Linked DNA regions of Homo sapiens: region 2 is linked to region 1. A link is an interaction called in ENCODE POLR2A ChIA-PET data of the cell type or tissue named here. Cell type or tissue: GM12878. All regions are shown on one strand.

The links. ChIA-PET counts read pairs that join two places held together with the same protein. Peaks named below come from ENCODE experiments on the same cell type or tissue, not always from the same donor. Only the 100,000 strongest peaks of a DNase experiment are listed, where the experiment ranks them.
Region 2: POLR2A ChIA-PET joins it to region 1 with 5 read pairs; 4 of 35 experiments call an interaction of 5 or more read pairs at or near these places.

Annotation. Positions count from the first base shown.
Region 1 is chr7:2,834,624-2,838,623 of GRCh38, forward strand. The region is part of intron 1 of GNA12 (G protein subunit alpha 12); the gene reads right to left. It also overlaps the pseudogene PFDN4P1. Among named protein-coding and RNA genes, the nearest start is that of GNA12, 7.7 kb to the right of the region's middle. In GM12878, no CTCF peak of the experiment used is centred here; no DNase peak of the experiment used is centred here; H3K4me3 peaks cover 459 bases; H3K27ac peaks cover 201 bases.
Region 2 is chr7:3,048,937-3,052,936 of GRCh38, forward strand. No RefSeq gene overlaps it. Among named protein-coding and RNA genes, the nearest start is that of CARD11, 7.1 kb to the left of the region's middle. In GM12878, no CTCF peak of the experiment used is centred here; no DNase peak of the experiment used is centred here.

The DNA.
Region 1 (4,000 bases):
CAGCCAAACAGTCACGCACTGCATAATGATGTTTTGGTAAAAGATGAACCACATATACGATGGTGGTCCCATAAGGTTATAACACCAGATTTTTACAGCACGTTTTCTATGTTTAGATACATAAATGCTTGCCATTGTGCTACAATGGCCCACAGTATTCAGTATAGTAACATGCGGTACAGGTTTGCAGTCTGGGAGCAATAGGCCTAGGTATACGGTCAGCTATATTATCTAGGTTTGTGTAGGTCCACTCTAGGATGTTTGCGTAAGAACCTCACCTAACGATGCATTTCCTGGACGGGATCCCAGTCGTTAAGCAATGCGTGACTATGCATCGCGATGCATGACTATACATTGCGATGCGTGACTATACATCTGCATATAAGACAAGTCTACCTTGGGGTGGCTAAAGGCTACACTAATGCAATCATGTGGATGGTTAGGACTTCTAGTCTATATAACAAGGAACCTTCAGACAGCTAACATTTTATCCACTTCTAACTGGATGTGAAATTTAGTAATGAAAACGCTCTTGGGATTTAACGCATCACACATAAGTCAGGGAATGGAAGCACTGTGAGATAAATCTAAGCTGGCCTGATGTCTTCCAACAGCCTGAGGCACACCCCACCACCAGAGGCATTATTACACAACTTCGGGAACACCAAATACACAAACTTTAAGGACAGCCCAGTCAGGAAGTGACGAGATATCATCTGTAGAATTAGAAAAATAAAAAGAATAAACTAGGCTGTTCCCCACACCCCCATTGATGTTGGCCCACGGGGGTTGCCGGTCCCTTTAACTGGCATGTACCAAGTCCTTCCAGGTGACATTTCCTCCCTGTGTCCCAGCTTTTAGGGATCATTGGCCATGGGTCCAAGGGGAGGGAATGTGGAGACAGGGTTGTATTTGCCAGGGAATTCTGGGCCGACAGGGAGCAAGAGCGCGCTTGGGGGCAAAGTCCCATTGTCTCATGCTGTTCTCCAGTCCCGAGATGGTGGCCACCATGAAGAAGACGGCTGCAGAAGATGTCAATGTTACTTTCGAAGAGCAACAAAAGATAAACAAATTTGCATGGAATACAAGTAGAATCACAGAGCTGAAGGAAGAAATAGAAGTAAAACAGAAACAACTCCAAAACGTAGAAGATGCTCGTGACGGTACCATGCTTGCAGATGCTGACTGCTTAATGATGCCTTATCAAATCGGTGATGTCTTCATTAGCCATTCTCAAGAAGAAACACAGGAAATGTTAGAAGCAGCAAATAAAAATTTGCAAGAAGCAACTGACGCCTTAGAATCCAAAGTCGAAGCAATTCAGTGGGTGTGAGCAGATTTGAAAGTTCAGTTGTATGCAAAATTTGGGAGCAGCATAAACCTTGAAGCTGATGAAAGTTAAACATTTTATAATACTTAAAAAAATTTGTTTAATAAACTTGATTATTGTTTAAGAAAAAAAGAATAAACTAGAAAGTCTTACTGGCAATCTTTACAAAAAAATCAAAGCAACTAGTAGATTCAAATAATGAACTGCAGAGGATAGAGTGAGGTAATGAAGTCCTCGCACTATCTAACAGAAATCCTATGTGCAAATTCAGGCACAACTGTGATCAAGATGGAAAAGCCCCAGACACTGAGTAAAAAGACCAGGATGATGGAGACTTCCACAAAGTAACAGCTCTACTCCTCCCAGGTCTGCCCCCTTACAGCTAAAAAGAAAGTTCTGAATGTAACACAACCAGCAAGTGCAGAAAGCAGGTGGAAAGAAGGCGGCAGGCTACCCAGCGACCTCAGGACTTGAGGGATGACAAGGCAGTGAGTTCTCTGGGTGTCCTTACTGCCTCCTACTTACCCAGGATGGGCGCTGCAGAAGCCTCCAAGCTGGAACAGCCAAAAGGTACAGAGAAAAAGAACTCCAAGAAGAGCCTGTTCTTGGCCAAAGGACCCAGAAAAGGATGCTCTTACAACAGCAGACCTTTTTGGCAATGCCCGTCCTATTCCAAATAACAAGAGAAGGCCAGGTGCGGTGGCCCACACCTGTAATCCCAGCACTTTGGGAGGCCGAGGCGGGTGGATCACCTGAGGTCAGGAGTTCGAGACCAGCCTGGCCAACATGGTGAAGTCCCATTTCTACTAAAAATACAAAAATTAGCTGGGCATGGTGGTGCGTGCCTGTAGTCCCAGCTACTTGGGAGGCTGAGGCAGGAGAATCGCTTGAACCTGGGTGGCGGAGGTTGCAGTGAGCCAGGATTGCGCCACTGCACTCCAGCCCGGGCAACAAGAGCGAAACTCCATCTCAACAACAACAAAAAACAAATACAAGAGAAAACATCAGCAGAGAAACCACATATACCACCCACTGAGGTTTCAGTGGAATTGAGGGGGAAATTGATCTTCTACCCTCAAGGAACCAGGTGACATGCTCCAAGTGGCATGTCAAATAGTGCTGGCAGGGCCAAGCAGGGATCTCACCTCCCATTCTCTGCCTGGAAGAAGCAGGAGGTGCTCCAATTCCCTCACCAGGGTGGTGTCAGCAGGGCCCAGTGGGGAAGTGCACCCCCACCACGAGGCAGAAAGAGGGGATGGGAGGGTGGGAGGGGGGAAGGCTGGATTAGCTGTCGCTTTGCTACCCCCTCCCATTCCCTAGAATCAGCAACGCCCAGAGGGGAGCTGATGTTCCAACCCCACTCAACAAGGCCACAGGGTCTCAGAGACCCGGAGGTCATTAACAAAAGTGCTAACAGCCGTATGTCAGAGTCCCAGAAGGAGATGAGAGAGAGGGACTGAAATAGTCATTCAAGAAATAATGGCTGAAAACTTCCCACATTTGGCAAGAGACATAAATGTACAGATTCAAGAAGCCAAGCAAACCCCAAATATAATAAATGGGATGAAGCCTGTGCCAAGACAAATCATAATGAAACTTCTGAAAACTAAACATAAAACTCTTCAAAGCAGCCAGAGAGGAGCAATGCATGAACTCGGAGAGGAGACCAACTCAAACGACAGTAGATTTCTCTTCTGAAACAATGTGAAGGTATCCTTCAGGAATGAAGAGGAAATACAGGCATTCTTGGACAAAGGAAAGCTAAGAGAATCTGTTGCAAGCAAACTGATCGTTAAAGAATGGCTAAAGGAAGTTCTCTAAACAGAAAGGAAATGACAACAGAAGAAGGCTTAGAGCCTCAGAAAGAAGACCATCAGAATAGGTAATAAAAAAAAAAGGGACAATTTTATTCAGTCAAAAGGGGGGAAAAGATAATATAATCTCCTACTCCTAATGAGTTTTTAAAATCACAGTTGATGACTGAAGTAAACCACCTGATGTGGCATTCAAAGTCTGTTAAGTGCTAAGACATTTATAGTGAAGTGGGGTGGGTAAATGGGCCCAAGCAGAAGTAAAGTTTCTACACTTAAAGCTGTAAAACATCAGGGCCAGGAGACTGGGATCAGTTACACATGTATACTGCAAACCTAAGGCAACTACCAAGAAAATAATACAAAGCATTATACTTAAAAAAAAAAATCAATCAGCCAGGGAGGACAGTTCATGCCTGTAATCTCGGCACTTTGGCCAGGAGACTGGGATAAGTTACATATGTATACTGTAAACCTAGGGGAACTACCAAGAAAATAATACAAAGCATTATACTTAAAAAAAAAAAAAAATCAGCCAGGGAGGATCGCTCATGCCTATAATCTCGGCACTTTGGCTGAGGCAGGAGGATGGCTTTGAGGCTAGCAATTCAAGAGCACCCTAAGTAACATAGTGGAACCCTATCTACAAAAAATAAATATAGATTAAAAATTAGCTGGGTGTGGTGGTGCACATCTGTAGTCCCGGCTACTAGGGAGGCTGAGGTGGGAGGATGGTTTGGGTCCAGGAGGTCAAGACTACAGTGAGCCATGATCGTGCCACTGCGCTTCAGCCTAGGCAATAGCAAAAGACCTTGTCTCTAAGATAGTAACAGTCATAATAATGACTTTACCCTAAATG
Region 2 (4,000 bases), 210 kb after region 1:
GGTGCCTGTAGTCCCAGCTGCTCGGGAGGCTGAGGTGGGAGGACTTCTTGAGCCCAGGAGTTCAGGGCTGCAGTGAACCATGATCACACCACTGCACTCCAGCCTGAGTGACACAGTGAGACCCTGTCTCTAAAAAAAAGATAGCAAACTAAACACAAAATTTACCTGCCAAGAACAGTGGGGGATAGGTTATAAAAAGGTGCCTGGAAAGAATGCAGGTAAGAGGTGAGAAGCATTTCTGGGAGGCAGACGGCAGTGGACAGGAGCCCCGGCTCAGAGCCTGGAGCAGGGAGTCAGCAGCAGAGCTGAGAGTGACTCTCCTACTGTAGAACCCCTCAGATCTGTCAGGATTGAACTGAAGGCAGTCTCAGAGGAAGGGCAGACACCGAGTGACTGATGGGAGCATCATCTGTAGGACTGCTGGGGCAGGTACGGCTGCCCCACTTCCCTCCCCCAACCCTCCACTGTGCCACTTTAGCTTCCCCCCTAGGCCGAAGCCAGAGAGATCTTTCCAGTGAAAACTCTTGGTTTGATGGGTACAGACATGCAGTTAAATAGAAGGTACAAGTTCTAATGCTGGACAGCAGAGTAGGGCGATTGTAGCTAGCAACAATGTATTGTATATTTCAAATTAGCTAGAAGAGAGGACTTGAATTATTCCCAACATGGAGAAATGATAAATACTCAAGGTGATAGATGCCCCAAATACCCTGACCTGATCATTCCACATTCTATGCATGTAACAAAAGGCTGAGCCCAGTGGCTCACGCCTATAATCCCAGCACTTTGGGAGGCCAAGGTGGGAGGATCGCTCGAGCCCAGGAGTTCAAGGCCAGCCTGGACAGCATAGCAAGACCCCATCTCTACAAAAAATTTAAAAAGTTAGCTGGGTGTGGTGGCATGTGCCTGTGGTTCCAGCTACTCAGGAGGCTGAGGTGGGAGGATCGCTTGAGCCCAGGAGCTCAAGGCCAGCCTGGAAAGCATAGCAAGACCCCATCTCTTCAAAGAAAAAAAAAATTAGCTGGGTGTGGTGGCACGCACCTGTGGTTCCAGCTACCCAGGAGGCTGAAGTGGGAGGATCGCTTGATCCCAGGCGTTCAAGGCCAGCCTGGACAGCATAGCAAGACCTCATCTCTTCAAAAAAAAAAAATTAGCTGGGTATGGTGGCACGCACCTGTGGTTCCAGCTACTTAGGAGGCTGATGGGGGTGATCACTTGAGTGCAGGAAGTTGAGGCTGCAGTGAGTTGTGATCACACCATTGCACTCCAGCCTAGGCAACAAGAATGAGATCCTGTCTCAAAAAAAATCACACACATACCATAAATATATAAAATATTATGTATCAATTTTTGAAAAGCTGCTCAGAGGGGCAAATGCTCTTAGAATGGGGGCATGGGCCCCAAAAGCCCTTCCTCATGTCATAACAGGGGGGCGGCTGGGGTAGCCTCTCCCTGCCTGGGTTCCCAAAAGCAGGGCTTCTGGAACCATCTGCAGCGAAAGACACCCCCAACCCCTCCTGCCTTTAAAAAAAATTCTAATCTGTTACGGCCTGATACTTTTGTGAAATATAATAAAAATTAATTACTAGAAAATAGAATTTTAAAAAAGACACTCAAGACACAAGCTGGCCGATCATGCTTGGTTGTCGTGTCAATGTCAAAACTGCTATAAAAGTTTCTAAATGCTTAGTCTTAGTTTCGGCTCTTATCTTGGTGCGGACCGGTGCACTGAAGGACACAGGTCCCCAGACCAGATTTCTCAGAGCATAGCCCTGGAGTCAAGGCTGCCTGTTGACACAGTATTCCTGCCCCCCGTTATCCCAGCTGGCCTCTCCTCCATACAGAGGTTGGAAAAGACAAAGGAAACTCCACACGAGTCAACACGGACCTTCCCAAACATGGACAGAGATCAGCAGCTTGAAAGGGTGGGACTTAGATGAACAAATTGGACAATCATCTCCCAAGGGCAGGAAGGGAAGAAACAATGATGAGAAGGGAATGAAACATAATGATCCAAAAAGATCCTCCAATGAGAATCCGCAGAGAGATTCGAGCAGAGATCACATCCATCAAATAAGAACAAATTACTATGAAACAGGCTGCCTGAATAAAGGAACAGGTCATGGAAATTAAAAATAGGGTTGTTCGAATAATAAAATAAAATTTAACATACAGTAGAAGGGCTGGAAGAAGATGTCTGTGAGGTCTATCTGCTGGGCTGGAAAGCGAGAACTAAATAAAACCCAAAAAGAAAGAAGAAGTTTGAGAGAAAAGTTGAGATCTAAATGATGAATTCAGAAAGACCAATGTCTACTTAGTTCCAGCAGGAAGAGAGAAGGTGGAGGGAGGAATTAATCATGAGATAACGATAATATTTGTCCGAGCTGAAGAATGACATGATTCTTCATGAGGAGAGAGACCACGGAGGGCCAAGTAGGATGAATGAAAAAGATCTGTACCTAGATATAGCCTCATGACATTTCAGGAAAGAAAAAAAAAAAGATGGATAATGAGAAGGCTCTAAAATCTTTTAGAGAGAAAAATCATGCACACTGATGCCAAGTTCCCAGTGGGATTCAGAATTCTCATCAGCAACATTGGCTGCTAAAAGACAAGGAAGTCATGCATCAGTGTTCTCAGGGACATTTAATTTAAACTTAGAGTTCTGATTTCAACCAAATCATCAATTAAGTGTGAGAGCAAAATAAACATTTTCCTCAACATGCAGGGAACTTTGGAAATTTAATTCCTAAGCACTCCTCAAGAAAAAAGTTCCTTGAGAATGGATGACAATAAAATGAAAAAGAAATCTAGGGGCCAAGTGTGGTGGCTCACACCTATAATCCCAGCACTTTGGGAAGCTGAGGCAAGAGGACCAATTGCTTGAGGCCAGGAGTTCAAGAGGAGCCTGGGAAACATAGCAAGACCCCATCTCTAAAACCAAACAAACAAACACCTAGAAATTGGCTGTGTACACACCTATGGTCCTAGCTACTCATGAGGCTGAGGTGTGAGGATTCCTTGAGCCCTGGATTTGGAGGCTGCTGTGAGCCATGATTGAACCACTGCACTCCAGCCTGAATAACAGAGCAAGGTCTCAAAAAAAAATCTAGGAAAAAGGAACTCAGAAAGACTGAAATAAATAAGTGAAAATAATTCTTTTAAATATAAATAAATAGGACAATTTAAAAAATAACAATTGTGCAAGAGACCTACAAAAATGTCAGTATACAAGGAGACTTCAAAAAATTCATTGAGAAATGAAATTAAAATATAAAAATAAAAAATATAAATGTTATTTCCCAACATAAGCTCCATCAAGGTCAACACTTTGGAAAATTATGATATCACCCATTGAGTTCATGCCTAAAGAACTGAGGGTCCTTGGAATTTCATCATGTCAATGCAGTCTTTTTCGCATTTGTAACTGAAGGAGAATGGGTGCCCTTTGCAGATTTTTTAAGATTAGGAAACAAAGAGAAGTCAGAAGGAGTCAAATCAGGACTGTACTGTAGATGCCTGATGATGTCCCACTGAAACTCTCACAAAATTGCCCTTCTTTGATGAAAGGAATGAGCAGGAGCATTGCCATGGAGGAGAAGGACTGTCTGATGAAGTTTTCCCTAGCGTATTTCTGCTAAAGTTCTGGCAAACCTTCTCAAAATACTCTCACAATAAGCAGATATTATTGTACTTTGGCCATCCAGAAATAGAACAAGCAACATGCCTTGAGCATCCCCTAAAATTCTTGCCATGGCCTTTGCTCTTGACTGCTTCACTCTTGCTTTGCTTTGACTGGACTCCTTCTACCTCTTGGTAGCCATTACTTTGATTGTGCCTTGTCTTCAGGATGGTACCAGTGAAGCCATGTTTCATCTCTTGCTACAATTCTTTGAAGACATGCTTCAGGATCTTGATCCCACTTGTTTAAAATTTCCACTGAAAGCTCTGCTCTTTTCTGTAGCTGATGTAGGTGCAATGGTTTTGGCACTCAACAAGT